Regions from separate parts of the Mus musculus genome. Here all the other regions are linked to region 2. Evidence: chromatin loops called from intact Hi-C (ENCODE). Cell type or tissue: left cerebral cortex. All regions are shown on one strand. Region 1 overlaps Rab11fip4 (RAB11 family interacting protein 4 (class II)). Region 2 holds the start of Rab11fip4os1 (RAB11 family interacting protein 4 (class II), opposite strand 1). Region 3 has its middle 5.1 kb from the start of 9130204K15Rik.

What was found. Peaks named below come from ENCODE experiments on the same cell type or tissue, not always from the same donor. Only the 100,000 strongest peaks of a DNase experiment are listed, where the experiment ranks them.
Region 1: a loop joins it to region 2, with 7 times the contacts of the local background. A loop is called at or near these places in 37 of 42 quality-filtered maps.
Region 3: a loop joins it to region 2, with 2.0 times the contacts of the local background. A loop is called at or near these places in 2 of 42 quality-filtered maps.

What each region holds. Positions count from the first base shown.
Region 1 is chr11:79,682,960-79,690,959 of GRCm38, reverse strand. Rab11fip4 (RAB11 family interacting protein 4 (class II)) reads right to left here. Exons shown (of 15, transcript NM_175543.3): 5 at 7,425-7,619; 6 at 6,603-6,737; 7 at 6,324-6,359; 8 at 5,833-5,932; 9 at 5,471-5,574; 10 at 4,268-4,408; 11 at 1,264-1,345; 12 at 365-502; 13 at 133-288. Among named protein-coding and RNA genes, the nearest start is that of Rab11fip4os2, 12 kb to the right of the region's middle. In left cerebral cortex, CTCF peaks have their summits at 867 (motif pointing left) and 4,004 (motif pointing right); DNase peaks (open chromatin) are centred at 819 and 4,011.
Region 2 is chr11:79,621,931-79,629,930 of GRCm38, reverse strand. All of the region lies in intron 3 of Rab11fip4 (RAB11 family interacting protein 4 (class II)), which reads right to left. Rab11fip4os1 (RAB11 family interacting protein 4 (class II), opposite strand 1) reads left to right here and starts at 6,768. Exons shown (of 3, transcript NR_003283.1): 1 at 6,768-7,031. In left cerebral cortex, CTCF peaks have their summits at 1,040 (motif pointing left), 4,677 and 4,877; a DNase peak (open chromatin) is centred at 4,885; H3K27ac peaks cover 237 bases.
Region 3 is chr11:79,797,816-79,805,815 of GRCm38, reverse strand. No RefSeq gene overlaps it. Among named protein-coding and RNA genes, the nearest start is that of 9130204K15Rik, 5.1 kb to the right of the region's middle. In left cerebral cortex, no CTCF peak of the experiment used is centred here; DNase peaks (open chromatin) are centred at 2,622 and 3,211.

The sequences.
Region 1 (8,000 bases), 61 kb before region 2:
TCAGGTAGCTGAGAAGAGACAGGAGAGGTGGCAGGAGGCAGACTGGGGCTCGTGGCTCCCCCCTTCTAAACAGAATCCGGAATGGCTGACCCATCCACCTTCAAAGCCACTGGACATGGCTCTGGGGCCTACCTGCTTCAGACGCTTGACCTCATGTTCAAGTTCCACCTCCCGGGCTCTGGCGTTGAACTCGCCAAGGCCAGAGGAGCTGCGGCCCCTACCTGGCCGCTCGCAGTCCAGCTTGTACATCTGCAGGTGCTCCAGCTCTCTCCGCAAGTCCTCGATGAGCTGTGCGGGGAAAGAAGCCTGTTGGCTGCAGCAGTAACTCTGAGCGGAGCCCCGGGGGCCCTGGCCTGTGACTCACCTCCTGCGTCGCCTCCCGCTCCTTCTGGAACTCCAGGCGGTTCTGCCGCAGCTTGTCCATCATGCGCTTGTAAAGGTCCATCTCGTCCTTCAGTCGCAGGCTGGTGTCCTCCAGCCGGTCAGACATGCGCTGCCGCTCCTAGGACAAGGCAGACATGGTCAGGGCAGGCATCCTGAGAGGGCCCTTGCACTCTGCAGGACCTCAGTGTGGCAAATGGGGACATTCTAGAAACATAGCAGGAAACGTCCCAGGCCCCTGATGTCCTTCAGTAGTGTCAGACAGAGGTTGAGAAGAAGCTGTCTGTCCAAACAGGAGCTAAGCCCACCCTCTTCAAGAAGAGAATTCTACAATGTAAGGCATTTACAGTATATAAGACAGGCTAGGGGGCTAGAGAGATGGCTCAGCTGTTAAGAGCACTGACTGCTCTTATGAAGGTCCTGAATTAAATCCCAGCAACCACATGGTGGCTCACAACCATCTGTAATGACATCTGATGCCCTCTACTGGAGTGTCTGAAGACAGCTACAGTGTACTTACATATAAATAATAAATAAATCTTTTTTTTTAAGGCAGGCTAAATTTCCACAGTAGAAAACTTGAAATTTTGTAAATTCAGAAACGAAAGTCATTCACTTGTCCTTCCTATTTAATTAATAAACTTGCTTTTGTTTATCTTTAAGACAAAACTCTCATGTACCCTAGGACGGCCTCAAAGTTGATGATGTAGCAGAGGATGACCCTCTTTTCTCTGCAGCCTGCGTGCTGGGATCACAGGTGTGTGCTACCATACCCTGGTACGTCTTCTCTGTAGGGAAATACGTCAGGGCTCCTGTGACTGCGATCCAGCCCTGACTGCCATCACTCTGTGAACCCAGATCTTGCTGGGACCTGCGGCTCACCTCGTCCAGCTTCTCGGTCTGTGACTTGAGTCGAGCCACTGTCGTTCTCAGATCTGTGTTCTCTTCCTCCAACTGCTGCACCCTGGGAAAGAAAGATGGCATGGCTCAGAGACTCTGGAGCAGAAACGGCCTTAGAGAGGAGGCATCTGACAACCAGCCTCTGCTTCCAGGAGAAAGAAACTACCACCCAAGAGAAAATGGAGACAAGAGTAAGAAAATGTCTCACAGGATAACTCAGGTCCAGCGTCCCCGATCCAAAAATCCCAAATGTTCCTAAATCCAAGGCTTTTTAAGCACTAACGTGATACCACAAGCCAAAATCCTGTATACCATGAAATGGCTTCATGTGCGGAATTATTAGTGCCTTTAATTCTGGCACTCGGGATACAGAGGCAGGAAGATCTCTGTTGAGCTCGAGAACAGCATAGTTTACATAGTGAGTTCCAGGGTGGCCAGAGTAACATGAGACAGTCTCAAAAATATGTATGTATGTATGTATGTATGTGTGTGTGTGTGTGTGTATATATATATATATATGTATGTATGTATGTGTGTGTGTATATATATATGTATGTATATGTGTGTGTGTGTATATATAAAACTACTTTCAGTCCTTAAGTTACTTTTTAACTGTGTGTGAGTTCAGTGTGTTGTGCATGTACGGGGGGGTAGTGTACATGGGTCACATTGAAAATGAGTTTGACAGAATTTTCAAATTATTTGAGACAGAATCTTTTATTAGTTTGCCAGACCAGCTGACCCTCCAACTTCTGGGGGTTCTCCAATCTCTGCTGCAGATCACTAAGGTTACAGAACACACTGCTGTGTTTGGTTTTATGTATGTTCTGGAGACGCGAATTCTGTATGGCACTTTACCCACTGAGCCATCCCCCTGGCACCATCAGCTATTTTAAAAACAAAGGAGCCGGGTGTGGTGGCGCACGCCTTTAATCCCAGCACTCGGGAGGCAGAGGCAGGCGGATTTCTGAGTTCGAGGCCAGCCTGGTTTACAGGGTGAGTTCCAGGACAGCCAGGGCTATACAGAGAAACCCTGTCTCAAAAAAACAAAAAAAAAAAAACCCAAAAAAAACAACAAAAAAAAAGAAAAAACAAAAAAACAAAGGAGCCAGGCTTGATTGTGTATGGCTTTAATCCCAGCACTCAGAGGCAGAGGCAGGTGGGCCTCTAAGTCTGAACCCAGCTGGTCTACAGAGTGAGTTCTAGGACATCCAGGGTTACACAGAGAGACCCTGTCTCAGAAAAAGAATGGAAGGGAGGGAAGGAAGGAGGGAGGGAGGGAGGGAGGGAGGGAGAGAGGGAGGGAGGGAGGAAGGAAAAGAAAGAGAAATGTCATGTTTAGACAGGATCCTATCTCCAAGATGTATGTATGCATAAATATATATTTCAAAATCTAAAAATTTCTGAAAGCTGGCCTTCAACATGCACACATGTGAACACACATGCACATACACAAAATCCTTCATGAAACACCGAGGAAGGCCACTTCTTGGAGGAGGAGGAGAATAGTCCTATGTCTGGTAAGCACAGGGCTCTCCCGTTAGCATCTGTAGTCTTAAGGCTATGCCCATATCTGCTCTCTATTCTCCATCCCTAGCCCTCGTCTGGAATTCGGAGTGCTCACGGCAGCTTCTCTGATCGGAGGCAATGATTCTCTATGGAGTGATTCCAGACAGCTGCCCTACAGTGACCCAGTGGGGCTGGCACTCAGATGGTTTTATAGGCAGGTGAGATGGCTACAGAATGTACAGAACCACATCTGACTCTGGCAGTGCCCTCGCCCCAGCTTCTGCCTCCTCTTTCTGGAGAAGCTTTTATCAACCTTAATGAGGCCTTGGGTACCCTAGGAAGGCCTCCAGACAAGGGCCAGGGAGGAGTCTGGACCTCCGTGCTAAGAGGTGTGAAGCTGGCTAAGGAAGTGAGGAGGGAGTATGCCAATGATGGGAAGTACCATCCATGGCTGCACACGAACCGCCCCAGGAGCTGTGGGAAGGGCAGCAGGTAAGATTACCCTCAGAGCCTGACCTTCTGTGCTCCTGCTTCAGGCCCTGTTCACTGCCCTCTCTCCTCTACCTCTCTGTTCCCAGCCACCTCTCTTGAGCCTGTAGTCATTTAAAACAGGAGTGTTTAATGTGAGCAGCCCCTTAGGACTCCAGCCCCAGAGCCATATTGCAAATAACAGCCTCGAAAGCCGTGGTTCTCAATCTGGGGGTCCCTTATCAGAGAGCCTGCATATCAGACATTCATATTACAATTCTTCATGGTGGTAAAATTATAGTTATGAAATAGCAAACGAAATAATAATTTTATGGTTGGAGGTCACAACATGAGGCACTGTAGTGAAGAGTCCACAGCCTTAGGAAGGTTGAGAAGGTGTTGGGAAAGGTGGGGAGTCTCAGGCACATGAGTTGGGAGGTCTCCTCACCAATCTCTGCTTAAACACCTGGGCCGGGGAATACCAGGACAGTGCCTGTCCCTCCAGGGGCCCCACCACGCCCAGCCAGTGACAAGACCACAGCCTCATCACAAAGCACACGATGCATGGTGTGGGGCAGGCAGAGAAGGGGATAGACGGGGTTACACAGCAGACAGAAACCCTGTGACCAGGGCCGGTACTCTTCTTCCAGCCTCTGACTTGGGTTCTAGCAAGGAAGATGCTGGTGTATGCAGGAGGCCACAGGCTCAGCTTACCCACACTCAAATTCAGGAGACGATCTGACAGCAGGGGGCGCTCCAGGCCTAGCTATGAGACCCAGCCTTCTGACCCTCCTCTGTGGCTTCCTCTGCCCAAGCACCATGGCTACCATGAACTTTCACTCTGCCTACTCCCTGAAGAACTGGCCGGTGCAATTTTATAGTATCTTAAGTAGAAATGCTAGGACGATTGGCTCAGCTTTACCGGAAACCCTCGGGGGCAGCACTACCCTCGGGGTGCAGAGGGGCGGGGCGCTGCAGGCACGAGGCCTGGTGCCCGCCTGGTGCCCACCTGGTGTTGAGCAGCTCCAGCTCTGTGCTCTTTTCCCGCTCCAGCTTGCAGTAGACCTCACGGTGTCGCCGGGCCTCCTCCTCCAGCGCCTGCTCCGCTGTGGTCTCCTGATCCTTCACCATCTCCTCCAGCTCGTGCACCCTGAGGTGGGGCGCAGACGCGTTCAGTCGGGGTGCACTCTCGTCCCATCGAACAAGGGCCTGAGCCCTGTCGAGGCCCTCAGCACACTCACTGTGATGGTGGCGGGTTCCCAGGCCTATGGGCCCTGAGCTTAGCTGACAGGTGAATTAGGGACACTGTGACATCTAACAAGAAGTGTGTCAATCACACTCCAGGGAGAAGTAGATCTAGAGAAAAAGCTCCAGAGGGGAGCGAGGCCACACGGAAGACAGTGAAGGCAGCAGGCTTGGCCACAGCTACACCAATGGCTTCCAACTCTTACCCTCTCTTTTCTATGGACTTCCTGACCAGAGCCACTCCAATTACTTAGGTCCATCCTGGCAAATGGCCATAAGAAATCCAGAGCCAGGAAGAGGTCAGGCCCCTCTGGAGTGATAACCCAATGCTGGCTACCGGAAGTCCAACAGTCCACAGTCCCTCCATCGGGCTGGGCTGGGGCATACAAAAAGGCCATGTGGGGACCCAGCATGTGGGACCAGACCCAGCACAGAGAAGTCTACCAAGTTTCTTGCATCTGGGAGGCCAGACAGCATGGGAAGCATCCTTCCCAGTCTCCCTGCTATCTGTCCTTCCCAGTCTCCCTGCTGTCCATCCGTTCCATCACCATCTGGCCACACACAGCGCCTCCTGGGCCCTCCTGCCTTCCACTCCCTGCCACAGGGGCATGTCCCCGGGAAGGGAGGTCAGGCCCTAGCACTCTAAGCCAGTGGCTCTCAACCTTCCTAATACCTTCCCCCCCTCCCCACCCCCTGCACCCATAAAATTATTTTACACTTTATAAGTGTAATTCTGCTACTGTTATAAATTGTAAGTATCTGATATACAGGATATCTGACATGAAATCCCTGCAGGGGTTGTAGCCCACAGGTTGAGAACAGCTGTTCTCACTCGGTGGGAGTCACAAGCCCTGGGGCTATACACCCAGGGGAGTTATCTAGCAGGTCTAGAATCTAGACCAAGTGGCTCAGAGCCGGAGAGACTGGGGACCCACTCTGCGCTCCCCGGGGCCACCGTGCCCCAGACCTGTGCACCAGCTGCATGTTCTCTTGCTTCAGCTTGCTCTTCAGGCCCCCGCTCGTCAGGCTGTCGTTCTCCAGTTCTGTTACCTTTTTTTCCAGGAAGCTCACCTGCAGCATGGAGGGTGGGGCAGGGTACAACAGGCTTTTGAAGGCACGGAACTGAGAATCTAGAAAAGCCCACGACAAGGATCTCCAAATGACTACGCAAAAAAGAACGCTCATATTTTGAGAGGAAGGGAGGGCCACGTGATTAGAGCCCCTCTTGCCCTGGACTCCTAGGTGGGCATAGGGTTCAAGTCCCCAGAGAGCAGCCCGGAGCAGGTCCCCCACACATCCCAGGAACGTGCAGACAGTGCCAGGGCCCACCTTCTCTGTGATGTCATTGTCACAGGAGTCGATGCTGTCACGGAACAGGTCCTCGGTGCTGCCATTACTGCTGCTGAAGTTACTGTTGTGCATGAGCTGCCTGTGGGGGTGGAGGGCACCTGCCTGCCATGTCTGCCACAGCCTGGGCCCCAACTCAGGCTACGGGCTGGGTGAGTTTTCAGTACAGGGGCTGCCAGAAAAGAGGTCACAGGAGGAATCCTCCACCTGACCACCTGACCTTCCCACCCAAACGACTTCTACTCTAAGGATGGTAGACAGGGCGCTCCCCAAGCCCGGTCCTGAGCGGAAGGGTAACACAAACAGCCATGGGCACACTAGAAGGCCCACTAAGGTTGACGAAGTGAGGATCTGAAGATGCTGATCCTACTAAGTGGGGACAGGGTGGCAAGGGCACGGGAAGGGGCTGCTCCGCCCCTCTGCTGTCTCTGAGTGGTAAGCACTCAGCTCTCTGTCTCCCAAGAGGGTCTTACCGTCCAAAGGCTGTGCTTGAGATCTTCCGGTTGGGGCTGGAGAGAGAGAGAAGGGGGACACAGTCACTGAACAGAGGGTCATGAGTACACTTCCACACCCTGCCCACTGCCCGACACTCGGGTATGATGGGCTGAAGGGACATCACTCATCACACCTCACTCAGTGAGGTGCTGCAGGAAACGCCCCAGGGGCAGCCCTGCAGGGACGCTGTACCTGACCGCACATGGGCCTTGTGCTATGGGTCCCGCCTGGCCCTGCCCCTCTGGCTGTGGCCTCACCTGTTGGCCTTCAGGTTCTTCAGCCGGGCCTCCAGGTCATTCAGCAGGTTGATCTTCTTGCAGCACTGAGAGCAGTACACGTCCAGCAGCTCGCTGTTGTAGGCATGTCGCATCTTCCTTGGGGTCTGTCCCGCACTGGACCGGGGGGGGGGGGGGCGGGGGGGGGGGGTTGGACAGGCAGGGGAGGTCACTCTCTGTGCTGCTGGCAGGCTGTGCCCCGCCCCACCTCACTGAGCTTGCTCAACCTAGTTCCCCAAGGCTCTTATTTCTATTTTGTGGCAGAGGAATGGAAATAAACCAGAGCATCCTTTTCCTTGGCTGCCAGAGATAGAGGTGTGTGTGTGAGTGAGTGTGAGTGCGTGTGAGTGCATGTGAGTGTGTGTATGTGAGAGAGTGTGTGTGAGAGAGAGAGAGTATGAGTGTATGTGTATGCTTGTGTGCATGTGTGCTACCAATTAGCAGATAGGGTCACAGGAAGGAATGACTCCGGCAGGCAGGAAGGAGCCACAGAAGGTCACTTGAAAGGTCCTTAGAACACTGAGGTTCTAGGAGGCAAGGTGACATAGACATTCCCTCACAGGGGTCTGCAGACTCCCAGGCCAATTAACTGTTTCTTCTCCAAAATAAAAGGCTTCCCTTTTATTATGTGACCCACCCCCACCCCCGCCCCAACCAGATGTAAGACGGTGGCACCCTGCCTGCCAGTAGAGCCTGGCAGTAGCCCTGGACAGAGGAAGGATGTTCTTTGCCTGTCTGGGACGAGGCTAGACTGGTTCTGACATTTTCCATGGACTGCAAATGCCACCCAGAGTAAGGGAGCACCTGGAAGACACTGAAGATCCCAGATCTGAGTAGACATTGGTTCTGGTCTCATCGTCGGGGCATGGGCTGCTGGGAGCACAGTCCACGTCATCCCCCTCGCCATAGTCTTCAAATTGCTCCTCGTTGCTGATAAGAGAGGCGGTGGAGTGAGTGGAAAGGTCTGATGTGGTCACAGATGGAGTGAGGACGAGGCACCTAGGGCCATAAGCACCCAGTTAGTGGAGGGCTGAGGGCGTGACCCGCATGCAGTGTCTCGGGGGAACCAGCCTGGCCCAACAGATCACAGGAGCCTGGATAAACCTTACCCTTTTGGGGACCCCGTCCTAAGGGGAACATCCCACATAGAAATGTCTCCATAACAGATGAGTAGATTGTGCCATCCCCAGACAGCGAAACACTGCTTATTTCTTAATGGTTTAGCAACAGAGAGATTAAAATTACACTATAATTATAGTTACTGTATTAGAATATGTATCAGTAAAGCAGTTATTAAATTATAGAGTATCAAATGATTGTTGAAAGACTCATATAAGCATTGGTAACAAGGCAGAGAAATACATTATCAATGATAAGTTA
Region 2 (8,000 bases):
AGCACCAGGGTGAGGCTGTCCCCGGAGGGAGGTACCTCAGGCTAGCTCAGCCCAGACTTCCCAGGGGCTGATTAGGGCAGGAGGTGAGGGGCTGGCTGGTGGGGTGAGGGAGTCGGAGCTTGGAGGTGGGGGAGCCCAGGCAGAGGAGGTGAATGGAGAGGGCCTCCTCAGCACCTACTGTCTGCTCAGCCTTCAGGCTCAGCGGTCAACCACTTCCCGAGGATGTTCTTCCAGAAGCTCTGAGCCTTAGGTTAAAGCAAGGGGTTTTCCTTTTGGAGGGAGCACACACAAGCAGGATGGATTAAGGGCGGATCCTCCTGAGCTACAAACTCTCCAGTCATCGCCACACTATGCACACAGGGTGCCACCCTGAACCTCCAAGCTCTGTAGAATTGCAGTACTGTCTCTTAGGAAGGAAGTATTCTTAGAACTGAAAAGTGCACTTTGTCATAATCAGCCTCAAGAATGCTTCCTTCTGGGTGGATGGATGAAGGGATGGTGGTCTTGGATGGAGGGTCCTGAAGCGTTCTCAGGCTGGGTACAGGATAGAAAGACCTGCTCTGACAAGATGGGTTTTGCAAAATCTCTGAATGTGAGTGGAAGCCATTTGGGGTCTAAGATAAAGTCCTGGTCCTTACCAAACCCCATTTGTATTGGACTGTGTGTGTTAGGGAGGGAAGGCTGTGTAAACACAAGCTTGCAAGGGCTTCAGGGTGACTTGGAGGCGTTGGCCCTCCTCTTCCACCCCATGGGTCCCAGTGGTAAATCTCTGGTAGTTTTGGTGGCAAGCACTCCTAGCCACTGAGGTATCCCAATAGCCCAAGAGAGAGGGATTTATTTTTCTTTTGTATGTAAAAGTGTTTGCTCTTATGTATGCATGTGCACCAAATATGTGCCTGGTACTTGCAGGGGTCAGAAGGTGGTACCGGGTCTTACAGACAGTTTTGATACAGTTTGTTTCCTAGCATCCGTGTTGGGCAGCTCATAACTGTAACTGCAGTTTCAGGGGATTGAATGCCCTCTTCTGGCCTCTGTGAGGATGTGCACAAACCCACACCTATATGCACATAAACAGAACACAAATAAGAATTTTTTTAAAGGATCTAATGTAATCTTGATGGACTCCTCAGAGAGGGATTTGTGGGTGTATCAGGAGCTTTGGTATTTGTGTCCTTTAAATGAACAGTCTGCACTCATGGGGAGCCAGCGTGGTGGTACACGCCTTTAATCCCAGCACTCAGAAGGCAGAGGCAGGAGGATTTCTGAGTTTGAGGCCAGCCTGGTCTACAAAGTGAGTTCCAGGACAGCTAGGGCTACACAGAGAAACCCTGCCTCGAAAAACAAAAAACAACTCTTCCCTAAAAAAAGCATTGGCACCTATTTCAGAACCTGCAGTCATTCAGACTCGGAGGCAGCATATCTATCTCTCTCTCTCTCTCTCTCTCTCTCTCTCTCTCTCTCTCTCTCTCTCTCTCTCCCTCCCTCCCTCCCTCCCTCCCTCCCTCCCTCCTTGGGTCCTGCATCGCATTCCACCAACCATGAGCAGAAAACAAAATGCTGGAGGTGTAGCTCAGTGGGAGGGGCTGTGCTTAGCATATGCTAGGCCCTAGGTTCAAGATGGTTCCCAGCACCAAGCCACAACAGCCAACAGAGCAATGACAAAGTAGCCATGTTGAACATACCTGGACTTGTTTCTTATTTCCTTGCCCTTGCTCCTAAACTGTGAGCTATGGTAGGTATTTGCATAGCATCTGCATTGCTTTAGGTATTACAAGGAACCAGGAGATGATAACAGGGACATGAGAGGTTATGACTGGGCTACATGCAAATACCATGCCATTTATACCCGATGCTTGAGCACCCACGGGTTTAGGTGTCCTTACTGGTCCTGGAACCAATCCTCTGCGGATACCAAGGGCTGGTTTTAATTCAAATCCACTGCCATGGTTTGAAAACAGTCAGAAGGGCTGGGTGTGGTACTGCACTCAGGAGGTAGAGCAGGCTGACCTCTGGTCCACATAGCCAGGCTAGTCAAGGCTAAATAAACAGAGAGACCCTGTCTCAAAAAGGGGGTGGGTTGGAGGTTAGGGTGAGAACGCATTTATCAAACGGACATGCTTGTATTCTAATAAAACTTTATTTATAAAAAATTCTTGATAGGCTCAAATTTCTCCATCTGTGTCTCTCTGCTTTCAATCAAGTCTTTAATCCATCTGAGATGAGGGGCAGAGGTCTACTCTTCTTTTTTTCTGTATTTGCTATCCAATTTTCTCAGCGTCATAAAACAGAGTCACTTCTCTTTCCACCTTTGTCAAAGGCGAGGTTGGCTGCCAATATGTGGACTTATTTCTGGGCTCTCTGTTCTGCTCTATTGCGCTGGCTGCCCATTCTCATGACAGGGCCACGCCTCTTTGCTTACTGTAGCTTTGCAGAGTATTTGGCTACTGTCAGGGGACAGACTAAGGCACAAGCATGATTACTGCATGGCATTTGTTACTTCTCAAGATTATAGCAAAGTATATGTGTCAACACTACAGAATAACAAGCGGTAATGAGTTGTTCTTGGTGGAACAAGGGAGGGAGAAAGCCGGGAGGAGGAGACTGCAGGATATCAAGGTTTGGGGACGGGGAGTAAACAGTACTTGTATATTATACAGTTTTGGTATAGTTGGTAAAATATAATTAGTACAGTCTTCTTGGCTTCTTATATTAAAAACAAAAAATGCAAAACTATTAAAAATCTACTTTGAAAAATTTTATTTTATATGTTTTGCCTATATGTTTACATGTGCACCACATGCGTGCAGTGGCCACAGAGGTAGGAAGAGGACACTGGATTGTCCGGGACTGAGGTTAGAGATAGTTGTGAGCTGTCATGTGGGTGCTGGAAACCAAATCTGGATCCTCTGGAAGTGCCACCAGTGCTCTAACCACTGAACCATCTCTCTAGCTCGAAAGATGTATATTAAGCTGGATTGGTGGCTCGTGTCTATAATACCAGGATTGGGAGATTGAGGCAGAAGGGTGACTGTTATTTCAAGGCCAGCCTGGGCTACATAGTGAGTGCTAGGACAGCCTGGGCTTCACACTGAGTTCAAAAACTGGTAGAAGCAGAGTGAGACCCTGTCTCCAAGCAATAATAGCAACAAGATATCTAGTCTTCTAGATGCTTAGAGAAACCCCGAGGACACAGGTGCTGCCTGCTGTGAAGGAGAGGAGCTCAAAGGGGCTCTGCCACTGTCATCACTGCCTCCCACAGTACAATGGAACCTTCTGGAGAGTAAGACTGAGCAGTGATGGCTCCCAGGCCTCCAGGAGGCCCAGCGCAGATCCTTCTCTAGGGTGGAGCAAAGGGGACCCAGAGAAAGAAATGCCAGACAGCCTGTGACAATCAGTGGGCAGAACAGATGGCCCAGAAGAAAGACAAACATCACAAAGGCCCAGAACCGAGACAGAACACGGCTTTCCCATAATGTAAGTAGATGGGAGGGGGAGAGATCGGTCATCGGTGGGGAGTGCTTGCTGTTCAAGCATGAGGTCTGGGTTCAGCTCTTAGATGCTAACACCCATGGAACAGACTGGACACAATCCCAGCCACACCGGTGACCCCAGGTTCAGCGAGCGACCCTGCCTCAAAGGGATAACAGGGAGATAGAGGCAGCACTGCATGTCCTCTTTTGGCCTCTACTATACACATGCATGTTGACACAATAAAATTAAACAAACTAGGAGAGATTTGACGTCACAAGTTTTAGGGTGTGAGACATGCTACAGTGAGAAGCAGGTGGGACCCCAGGTTCTACTTCACCTCCTGGGGGGAGGGACACTTGCTGTGGCTGTGGTGGGGGTTCCGGAGAGAGAACAGTGGGGAACTAGGAGGCTGGGGAGACAGCAGCTGTGACAAAGAGAATTATGAAGAGCACAGGAGGGGAGGCTGCAGCGTATAAGGGTACCACGGGTGACTCTTTGACCTGGGCATCTTTAGATGGATGGTAACATTAGATTCTTACACTGGCAGCCACACAGCAGGAGCAGGTGACCTGCTGCCTTCTGGTTTGATGGGTTCCCTATTAATCTTCCCACATAGGTGGATGACCAGGTACCCAGATTCTCATAGTTAGGCTTTGCCTCACTGCTTGACATGGGTGGCCACAGCCCCTAGCCAGCATGCCCTTGCTTTGATGCCCATGGGCCCATTCCTCCACAGCTCTCATTACCATAGGGACTGGGGGGCCACACAAAAGGGAAGCCAGTAGGCAGCCCTTGGAGCAGACTGGGGAGTGGTATTTGGGGGTGGTGGTGGTGGAAGCTTGTCCTGGAGACACCATCCCTGGATATCTTCTGGCATCCTCTCACCAGACCAACATTTCCTGAACTGAGAAATATGGTCAACAGCACATGTAGCAACACACAGTGACACTTTCCCCAACAGGTGTGCCAGGCTCTGGGGACAAGGGTATGCCCCACAGTCAGCATCTAGTGCTGCACAGGAATGGTTAAATAAACATCCAGAGTGGACTTGCCCAGGCCTGTGGTGCCCAGCACCGGCCTCCATGGGACCTGGAAGAGGAACAGATGCAGAAGCCTATGTATCCTACAGCCAACAGGAAAGCACTTTATAGTCTCAAGGTGACTCCCAACAAGCCACAAGCTGCAAGTGACATCCACACCCTGAAGGGTTCACGTCCCTCCACTGAGGGCGCTCAGCTGCAGTCCTGACATCCAGCTGTGTGCCATTCTCTACCTCCTCAATCCCAGGCTCAGATCTGTACTCCCTGGAGACACACTGCAACCCCCCCCCCCCCCACAAGAACCAGAATCTGGCTGGCTTCTTGGTCCCACACTGACCTCTAGGGGACAGCTGGAGCACAGCAAGGTGCTGGGTGCCTGGTCCACAGCATTAGGATCTGCCTCTAGCTGGCTTCCTCGGAATTCTGACTTTGATGAGCTATGGGTTTGCTCCATCTCTTCCAGGAGCTGGGATTCCGGTGAGTTCTAAGGATTCACTCTGCCTGGATGGCTCAGGGACACTCAGGAGCCCACAGGCAGGAATTGGCCCATGTCCACCAAGCTATCTGACTAAGCCAAACCAAGTCACCTGCCATGCCTAGGAATACACAGCCTCAGTGGGTGCTCTGGCCAGAGCTGTGTGGAGGATGGGAAGAGGTTTGTCTTCCTGGAAGAGGCATAACACTCACAGTCACATTCTACAGTCCTACAGGGGAGACGGGAAGAGCCAGGTTGTTGAGATTGCTGGCTCCGTCTTTCTGCCTCTCTGGGACCTCTGGATTTTGGGAAAACAATACAACAAGACCATTGCTTATAAAGAATTCCCTCTTGAGGGTCAGGTCCTCCGAGCCTACTTCCCCTCTTTGCTAAATGCACCATCTTTTCTGGCTGTGGTTGAGACAGTACGGATGCCACGGAAGCTGCTGGAGCCCATGGAACATGTCCCTGCTCCTGGGTACCCCTGGGGTTCTTGGCCTCAGTGCATCTCTGTTCTCCAACTTCTCACTGCAAGCTTCGTTTTGACATGTCTTTGAAACATTGGACCTCAAGGGTGAAGGGGATGCAGAGACTCGGATGATTGTGGATCCCTGATTTGTCCTTGCATTAAATCAGACCTAGCCTGGCTGGGCAAGTCCTGCTTTTTGGCCAAGAAAACTGAGGTTCTGAGATGTTGAGGGGAACTTGCTGAAGTTGTATGGGTAGTCAGTGGCCTTAGTGAGGTGCGGATCCCATTTTTAAATGACGGTACCGCCTACTCATTCTGCACCCTCCACAAAGGCTGGGCCCAAAAAGAGTCCAGGGCCACTTAGTGTCAGCCCCACATTGGGGGTTCTCTGTCCCAGGTCTGGTTCCATTGGTCCTGAATGCATTCATGGACCGGACACAGTAAAACAGTTCTGGAGCCCTCAGCGCTGGCCTTACACACACTTGGAGCCTGGTTATCCAGGTCTACCCCTAACGGTTCTCAAGCTGAGCACAGTCTGGAACCAGACTTGTACCCTGGCCCCACAGCGGCTGGACGTTTAGTCTCTGTCATCTTCAAATTGTTAGACAAAATTTACAGGTTCCCTTTGTGAGGAGCAGGCATCTGCACTAAGCAGACTGGACAGAAAGAGCCTTGCTCATGACAGTGTCTCGTGCCACTAAGACGGAAACTAAACTGCTATGTGGAAATCAGGAGGGTCTTAGCTGGTACGGTAAGGGAGTCTCCTGCTACCTTAACCCTTTCAAAATAGCAGTTTGATGCTGGCCAATCAGCTTTTTGTTCCTGTTATTCAGTTTCTTTATTCCTGTGATAGCAACACTATGTTTTAAGTTTAAATTACTGTGCTTAAGAGAAATATAAAGCAGAAATGCTTCACCAGGGGGTAGTGCATGCCTTTAATCAGGAGGCAGAGGCAGGGGGATCTCTCTCAGTTTGAGGGCGTTCTGGTCTACAGAGGGAGTTCCAGAACAGTCAGGGCTACACAGAGAAACCCTGTCTCTAAAAAACAAAACAAAACAAAACAAAACAAAACAAAACAAAAGCCTGTAACCTGTAAGGTCCACTTGCTCAAGGACAGATAACTTCCTGAAATGCTGTAGTTTATGTACGATAACAAACCACACATTTTCACTTCTGTAAACAAGCTTGGTTGCCCCAACTGCACAGGATATGCACTTGATCATGGGTAGGCGGAGGAGGTACATAGGCAGGAAGTACGTCAGGATATATGCCTGCCCCTGGTTGGACAAAGGCAGGAAGTTTGTAGCCTCGTGAGTTTTGCCTTTATAAACTCCTGACTAATGGAATTCGGGGGCCATTCTCTGAGCTTGAGTCTCAGGAATGGTCTTGGCCAGTATATTTTTTTAATTAATTTATTTATAATATATACAGCATTCTGCCTACATGTATGCCTGCAAGCCAGAAGACTTCAATATAGATAGTTATGAGCCACCATGTGGTTGCTGGGAATTGAAATCAGGACGTCTGGAGAAATAGCCAATGCTCTTAACCTCTGAGTCATCTCTCCAGCTCCCCGGTCAGTATTTAATAAACCCTGTTGTATTAGAATTAAGTCATCGTCAGATGGTGAATCTCTGAATGACCAGATCCGTTACTGTTCCCACCTTACAAAACCCACTGTCCTGTTCCTGCCCTAGATCTTGTGTTAGTCCTGTTGTCAATGAAGGACTCGAGGAAGAGAGGGAGGGAGGGAGGGAGGGAGGGAGGGAGGGAGGACGAACTTATCTTGGCTCATGGTTTCAGAGTCTCACTGGGATCCATTGCTTGGAGACTGAGGTAAGACAGAGTAACACGGCAGTAGGAATGTGTGGTAGAAGCGTCATACCTCATGGTGGGGAAGGGCAGGGTGGTGGTGGTGGTGGTGGTGAACCTGATCTACCGACTTTTCCCTTTCTTGTCCTTTCATTCCGTCTGACAGGATGGCGGGGCCTGTATATTCAGGGCACATCTCCTTTTAGTTAACCCTCTCTGAAAACACCCTCCCCAACCCACCCTGAATGGCCTTTCCTAATCTTCTAAGTCAGTGTTTCTTACCTGTGGGTTCTGACCCTTTTGGGGACACATATCAGATCCTGTATATCAGGCATTTACATGACAATTCATAACAGTAACACAATTACAGCTATAAAGTAGCAATAAAATGACCTCATGGATGTGAGTGTCACCACAACATGAGGAAAGGGTCCTAGTACTAGGAAGGTTGAGAACCATTGTTGCAAGTATGTCTCAATCTGATCAGGCTCAATTATGAGAACCTAGGTAAATAATCTAACACCAGGATATACTCAGCCCGCATAACTGCAATCTTCAACTGAATTGATACACTTCTGTCTCTTGATAGTGCCTTAGCTTTCTCCGACACGGTCTGTTTGGCCACCCTCAGCATTACCAGACACCTCATATAGCTTCCTCCCTGCCGAAGCCCAGTTGGACACCACCACGCAGAATACTATGGCTCTAGCCTTCTTCCATTTCTCAGGGAGGT
Region 3 (8,000 bases), 180 kb before region 2:
AAGTTTGGTCTTTAGCCTGGCCCATGAGCAGTGTCTGGTCAGTGGAAGCATCAAGGCTGTCAGTGAGGAAGCAGATAGCACAGGATGGCTTTCTAGACATGGGACACACAAGCCATCTGCGTGCGCTGCCATGCTGAGTGATGACCTGGAAGCTAACACTGTTCACATCAAAAGCTAAGGACTTCCAGCAGGCTTTCCTTCCTGACAGGAAGACCCTCATGTCCCAGCCTCTTTGCTCCAAGGGCCTGGGGTTCCCTGGTACTAGAGGGAAGATGTAGCTTCTGTGTTTCCTCATCTGTCTCCCCTAGTTGAAGTCAGGGGCTATTGTCTGTCTGTCTCCAGACTGTGCTCACAATGGAGTACTTACATGGAGGCAGAAGGACTGAGTGAGTGAGTGAGTGAATGAATGACTCATGCCAACTGGTTTCTGGACAGCTGAACAGTGAGAACAAGTTCCCTTTACAAAACCTCTGACCTTCTTGTGGCGGTTTGAATACGCTTGGCCCATGGGAAGTAGCATTGTTAGGAGGTGTGGCCTTGTTGGAGGAAGTGTGTCACTGTGTAGGCGGGCTTTGAGGTCTCCTCCAATGCTCCACCCAGTTCAGATGAGACCCGACCCCCTGCTCCCACTCCTGGCTGACTCAGTGAACAGTCCTCTTCTGCGGCCTGAGGATCAAGATGTAGAACCCTCAGCTCCTTCAGCACCACGCCTGCCTGGACACTGCCATGCTTCCTGCCGTGATAACAGACTGAACCTCTGAAACTGTAAGCCAGCCCCAGTTAAATGTTGCCCTCAGAAGAGTTGCATTGGTCATGGTGTCTCTTCATAGCAATAAAACCCTAACTAAGACATTTCGGTTGTTGTGACTGTCGCTGACAAATGAGAGCGGATTGGAGTGTCCACCCTGGCTGCCTGAGGGGTAAGCTGCAATCAAGGAAGCTTTTATGGTATACCTGCTGGATGGCCTATGTGGTAGCGCAACATTGGTTTGTTTTAATATTTATTTATTTTTAGTGTCTTTGCGTGTGCACATTACAAGCACATACATGTGAGTACAGATTCCTGTGGAAGCCAGGGATCTGGACTCCCCCTGGAGTTGCCTATAAAGCCCCAGCCTCTGAGATGAGTGAGGGACAGAGAGAGGAGAATATGACAATCAAGGCTAGTGTCTGCCCTGCATTGCCACTACCACTTACACTGTGACCTGAAGCAAGTCTCATGACCTGTCTGAGTCTCAGAAGCTTCCGTGATGCCCTGCATGCACAAGTCCTTAGGAGAATGGGGCAGAGTGACTCGGACCTGCAATCCCAGCACCTCTGAAAGGCTGCCACAAGTTCAGCTACACAGTGTATGTAAACCAGCCTGGGCTATGTAAGTGGCTTTGTGCCAGCCTGGGGTACAGTATGATGAAAAAAAAAAGAGTGCTTCAGAACTGTAGGATTCTTTAAAAGTATCATTACCTTTAAATGCCTATGTGTTAGACCCAGCTGAGAGTCCTGTTAATCCAAGGCCTGGTTCTTTGAGGTCTCTCTCTCTCTCTTTGTTCTTCATGGCTAAGCTGTACCTGCTTCAGTCTTCATCTTGTGTCTTGTTTGCCTTTCCCAATAATAGTGATGGTGGTGTAGCCACACCCACTTTAGGAATGCGCAACAGGAAGCTCCAAAAGGCTAGGTATCCTGTTGAAGGCTCCAGAGGCAGTGAGAATCAGGTCTGTCTCTGAGCCCTGTTCCAGCCACGTGTGCTTTGTTTTCAGGATGCATCTGCCTCCCAGGAGCTGGGCTGACAATCTCCAGCATTTGAGGACCATTGTACACAATAAATAGTGTCACTCAAGTTCATAACTATGACAACCTCTTTCCTAGAATTTGATTTACTTTGGGAGAGTGGAAAGTGGGCATCTGATGAAAGGAATTGGAAGGGAATAAGTCTTTATAGAGAGGTAGAGTTATTTGGTATCTTTGTGGGGTGAGCAATTTGCAGACTCTCCAAAAGCCCTGCTTATAAAATCATTCAAGGTTTGAGATTTTGCAAACCTGTGTCAAGTGACTTTATGTGAATAATCACCCTGCTCTGTATGTGTGTCTGTGGTGAGAGAGAGAGAGAGAGAGAGAGAGAGAGAGAGAGAGAGAGAGTCTCATGTAGCCCAGGCTGGCCTCAAAGTTGCTATGTAGCCTTGAACTTCTGATCCTCTTGCCTGTGTCTCCCAGGCGCTGGGATTACAGCTGTACACCAACCAAGCTAAGTTTTATGCAGGGCTGGGTGTTAAACCCCAAGACTTTCTGCAAGCAAGGCAAGCACTCCACCAGGTGGACCATATTCCCAGCTGCCCATGGATGATCTCATTCAATGCCGATCTCAGCCCTGTATGGCCAACATTACTTTTATCTACGAACTACAGGCATAGAAACCACGGGTCAGGATGAGCAGCTAGGGACTGGGGAAAGCAGAAGGCAACAGTCAAGGCCTCAGCCTGTTCAAGTATCACATCCCAGCAAGGGAGGACGGAGGGCCTCTAAGGCCATAGCCTCAGACTGGCTGAGCCTCATCCCTCTCTCTCCTTCTCCCTCCAGCTGGCCTTGCTCCCTCCTCTTGGAAGCTTCCTTCCCTTTCCACTCAGCTGGAGATGCTGGCAGAGTCCCAGTGGCCACATCCATGCCTGGTTTGTGCACTGCGGATTGTCAGTGTCTCTGTTCCTCATTGCAGCCCCAGGCAGAGAAGGCGGGAGCTCATTTTCACATGTCAAAGATTTATTTGGTGCTCTGATTTCTCCCCTTCTCTGCCTCTCACTGTTTATTGAAATCGTTCATAGGATACTGTTAAAGACTAAAACAAAAGTCAATAGAAAAATATTTATGGTCTGCGGCGGGCTTGCTGCGGCAAACGGATGCTTAAAGATGCAGCCTCAGGCTTGAGGGAGGCGGGGAGGAGGCCTCACTCCTTGGCTACCTCTGTGAGTTTTCATCTGCCTCCCCGGCACCCCATCCCATTATCCTTGTTGGTTTTGTGAGGCGATGCCTCTCCCTGGGGTGGTTTGGGGACAGGTCCCGAGGGTCCTTCTCTGACCTGGTCCTCCATGTGTTTACACGGCCCCACATGCCATGCGTGTTCTGCACTAGCTCGTCATTCTGCACGTGTCTGACCCTTCCCAGCATCCAAGTATCTAGATGCAAAGTTTGCCTCTGCTAGGCTATTTCTGTCGTGAGTTTCAAACAGAATCACACATGTGTCCCTAACAGCTGTCTCTCCCAAACTTCATGCCGCTGGCTTCTTAGAGGAACTGTATTTTATTATTGTTAGTTACTCTTAACTATTATGTGCCTCCAGTACATGTGTCAGGCCTAGTGGGGCTGGGGATGCTATAAGCAAGGTGAAGGCCCAAGCAGGTAACCAGCACTGGGAATTGAATTCCAAATGGACAAGAGAGGAGCCCTAAGTAAGCTCTGGGTGTCAGCTGGGGCTCGGATAATGCTCGGGCGCGGAGGAAGCCACACTTGGGAGGGTAGCACTGGGTTTGCCCTGGAAGGCTGGTCCCAGTGAGGTCATGGGAATAGGGGAGAGTGAGTAGCTGAGACAGAGGCACGGGCTCACCGGGGCATCCCAAGATGCAGCAGATGATCTGGTTGGTGGGAGTATGTCAGACAGCTTGGGCTATCAGAAGTCTTCCCAGTATGCAGAGAGTCAGAGAGAGGCACACATTGTTTTGTTGTTGTTGTTTGTTTGTTTGTTTGTTTGGACAGAGCTCACTGTACAGCTCAGTCTGGCCTCTAACTTGTGATCCTCCTGCCTCAGCCTCCCAAGTGCTAATTACGTGCTTGCCACCATGCCCAGCTCATGCACACATTTAAAAAGAAATTCAAATATAATAAATGCATTATTTACAGTCATTGTTTGATTCAAATTATGTTCATGAGCCTTATCTGTGTTATTGAATAGAATTGCTGGTGCTAATTTTTCTCATGTATAACATGTCATCTTTTAAGAACACTTAAGATTTTTAAAAATTATAATCTTATCATGAGTATATAGTTTTGTCTACATGTATGTATATATACCATGACATGCCTGGTGCCTATAGAGGCCACAAGAAAGTGTTGGACGCCCTGGAGTTGGAGTTATAGATGGTTGACTCCTTAGAATCAGACCCGGGTCCTCAGCCAGCGCAACAAGTGCTTATAACGATCCTCCCAGCTCTGCGTTCCATGATTTTCCTTGTTATTGAGACAGAGTCTCTCTATGTGGCCTTGGCTATCCTGGAACACTCTATGCAAACCTCTGTGTAAACTCTCTGTGCCTGCCTCTGCCTCCCAAGTGCTGGGATTAAAGGTGTGTGCCCTTATGCCCAGCTTCCATTTCTTTAAAATGTTTTTAGTTTTATTTGACATGTATATGAACACGCATGTGTACAGAGGCCAGAGGAGGACATCAAGTGACCTACTCTATCCCTCACTGCCTTGTTCCTTTGAGCAAGAGTCTCTCGTGGAACCTAGAGTAAGGCTGGTGGCCAGTAAATGCTAGTTGTCCTCAGCAACACCACTGATTAGTGCTGGGGTTACAGACCTGTGTGTGGCCATGCTGCCTCTTTATGTGGGCTCTGGGGACTCAAACTTCTGTCCTCCTGACTGCACAGCATGTGTTTTATCTCCCACCCCATGCTCCCAAAAATAAGACTCAGACTAAAATATATTTACAAATACCTTGGCCGTATAGCTAGGCTCTTCTCTGACTGAATCTAACTTAGAATATCCCATTGATTTTAGCCTACATTCTGCCACGTTGCTGGTTACCTGTGCTCAGATACCACGCATCCATCTTGTCACACCTTTCCAGTGAATCTCCTTGCACCTGGCTCTATCCTAGAATCCTTTCTCTGCCCCAGATGCCCTGCCTCTATTTCCTGTCTGAGCCACAGGCCTTGGGCTTTTTGATTGACAAGTGGTGCATCCATACAATACACGATATTCTCTCTACATAGTTGAACTCAATGTTCTGTTAATGCACTTTTATGTCTCCATGGATTATTTCTATACCTGGACATCTCGAGGACACTCTATATTACCTACCGAAAGCGTAGCCTCTGACATTTAAGCTCTTACTCTCCCTGAGATCGGTTACTGTTGTCTTGCTTTTACTTGGTTAGTTTTGGTGCTGGGGACTGAACCTAGAGCATGCTAAGCACGCGGTCTACCACTGAGTTCCTTTCCAGACCCTGGAATTGATCTGTCTAAGGCGTGAGGGAGGCAGGGTTCCAGCTGTCGCCTTCCTGCACAAAGGCTTGCCTGTCCCACCACTGTTTATCACAGAGCCTGCCCTTGCCCCCTGCCTTGGACCCGTCTCTGTCATATACCAGGTGTTCATTAAAGCATGATTACTTTTGGACCGCTGCTTCTTGGTTGCTCGCTGGTCAGGCCCTGAGAACACAGCACACTGCAGACTTATAGTAACTTTCTGTTTTGCCAACCGAATTCTCCAGCCTTCAGTCTATAAATCAAACTGAGGGAGCTGTTGAGTTTGCCAGCCCACAAACATGGTAGGTTTCTGTTTTGACTGGAATCTTTGTAAAAAAAAAAAAAATGGCTTTAATGAGGCATGATTGGCTTACAGCATATAGCACAGATTTGAAGCTTGCTATTCAGTGTTTTTTGACATATGCGTTTATCCATGAAACCAATACTCCGGTAAAGATGGCAGGCATAGCCAGTAGCGGGAATACCCCATTCCCATTTTAGTTAGCAGCCCCTCCCCAGGGCACGCATGCCAACTTCTCCATAGTGACACTGAGTTTATTTTCAGGTGTGTATTTCCATTCATTCTTCCTGGTGAAATGTCTGTTCAAACCTGTACAAACCTGTTCAAACCACTCCCACCTCCTCATCTCCCCCATGGTTTTGTTTTAGGACAAAGTGTCCCTATACACTATGTAGCATGCTGACCTCAAGCTTGTGGTCCTCCTGCCTCAGCTTCCAGAGTGCTGGCATTATAGGCATGGGCCACTCTGCCTAGCCTGTGTTTGCTGTTCATTCTTAACTGGTTTATTGTCTTACCCTAGAAGTTTGAGAACCCTTTATGTTCTCGGGGGTTGGGAAGAGGACTGCACCCACATACGCATCTCCCAGGATCCTGTGTGAAAGTCAGAGGAGCAGCCAACTCTCTCCTTCCACCATGGAGTTCAGCATACCCATTGCAGATAACTTCACTGAGGATGGTTGGTGCATGTAGGCTCCAGGAACTCAGGTAGTCAGACTCAGCAGCAAGTGCCTTTACCCACTGAGCCATCTCCCCAGCTCCCGTTTTAGTCCTTAAATGTCTCTCTATAGAGATTTAGAATTAGGCCACAAGACACTATTTTTTTTTTTTGTAAATGATATTTTAAAGAATACTTCTCTACATTTTTGGTCGCAGGATACACCAGGGTGAGTAGTCTTTAACATGTATGTTTTGCATCTAGTAATATTGTCCAACCTCACTTAAAGATTTTTTTTAAAGTTCCCTTGGTTTGGGGCAGGCATCTACATGTCATGCTGCATGTATGCAGGTCAGAGGATCTAAATAACTTTAAAAGTCCCACAGCCTTTACATATTCTTAAAATTTCAATCTCTTTACAATATCCATCTTTTTTAAAATCCAAAGTCTTTTTACAATTAAAAGTCTCTTAACTGTGGGCTCCACTAAAACAGTTTCTTCCTTCAAGAGGGAAAATATCAGGGCACAGTCACAATCAAAAGCAAAAGTCAATCTCCAACTGTCCAATGTCTGGGATCCAACTCACGACTTGCGGGAATTAGTTTCTTCTCCCACTACGCGGTTTCTGGATGGCCAACTGAGGTTGCTAGTGGCAAGCATGCTCCCCCACTGGCCTGCCTCACCAGGCCGACATGTTCTTTTTTTCTTTGTTGAAATAATTTAAGGTTTTTATTACACACGGGTTTGGGAATTGAGCTCAGGACCCCATGCTTGCAAAGCAAACTCTTTACTTCCCGAGGCTCCCTCTCCCCAGCCCTGGTCTAAACAGCAAACTGCTGGAGATCCACTAGTCCACTGTAGCTAGCGATCCACTAGTCCACTGTAGCTAGCAATCCACTAGTCCACTGTAGCTAGTGATCCACTAGTCCAGTGTAGCTAGCGATCCACTAGTCCACTGTAGCTAGATCCACTAATCCAATGTAGCTAGCGATCCACTAGTCCACTGTAGCTAGTGATCCACTAGTCCACTGTAGCTAGATCCACTAGTCCACTGTAGCTAGATCCACTAGTCCACTGTAGCTAGCGATCCACTAGTCCACTGTAGCTAGCGATCCACTAGTCCACTGTAGCTAGTGATCTACTAGTCCACTGTAGCTAGTGATCCAGTAGTCCAGTGTAGCTAGCGATCTACTAGTCCACTGTAGCTAGCGATCCACTAGTCCACTGTAGCTAGTGATCCACTAGTCCAGTGTAGCTAGCGATCCACTAGTCCACTGTAGCTAGTGATCCACTAGTCCACTGTAGCGAGCGATCCACTAGTCCACTGTAGCTAGATCCAGTAGTCCACTGTAGCTAGCGATCCACTAGTCCACTGTAGCTAGCGACCCACTAGTCCACTGGAGATCCCTTAGATTCTGTTCTTTTTATATTTCCTTTTACTTATTTTTAAAGAGTGTCCCAGGCTGGCCTCTAACTTGCTTTGTAGCCAAGGATGACCTTGAACTTCTGGTCCTTCTGCCTCCTCCCCCCAGAATGCCAGTTTATTGGGTGCTAGGGATCAAACTTTGGGTTTCACTTATGCTGGGCAGCAACTGAACTACACCTCCAACTCCTCTTAGAATACTTTTATGAATAAAATTTGTATTTTCCTTTCCAGTTCCTTAAGTTTTTAAATATACTTCATAATTAATGGTTTATAAGTAAATTAAACCCTTCACTGTTTTGGAGGGATGCTCTTGCATCTTTCTGTAAGGTTTTGGGTTTTTGGCTTTAGTATTTGTGTCTGATATTAGTAAAATGAACAAAGGTGGCATACAC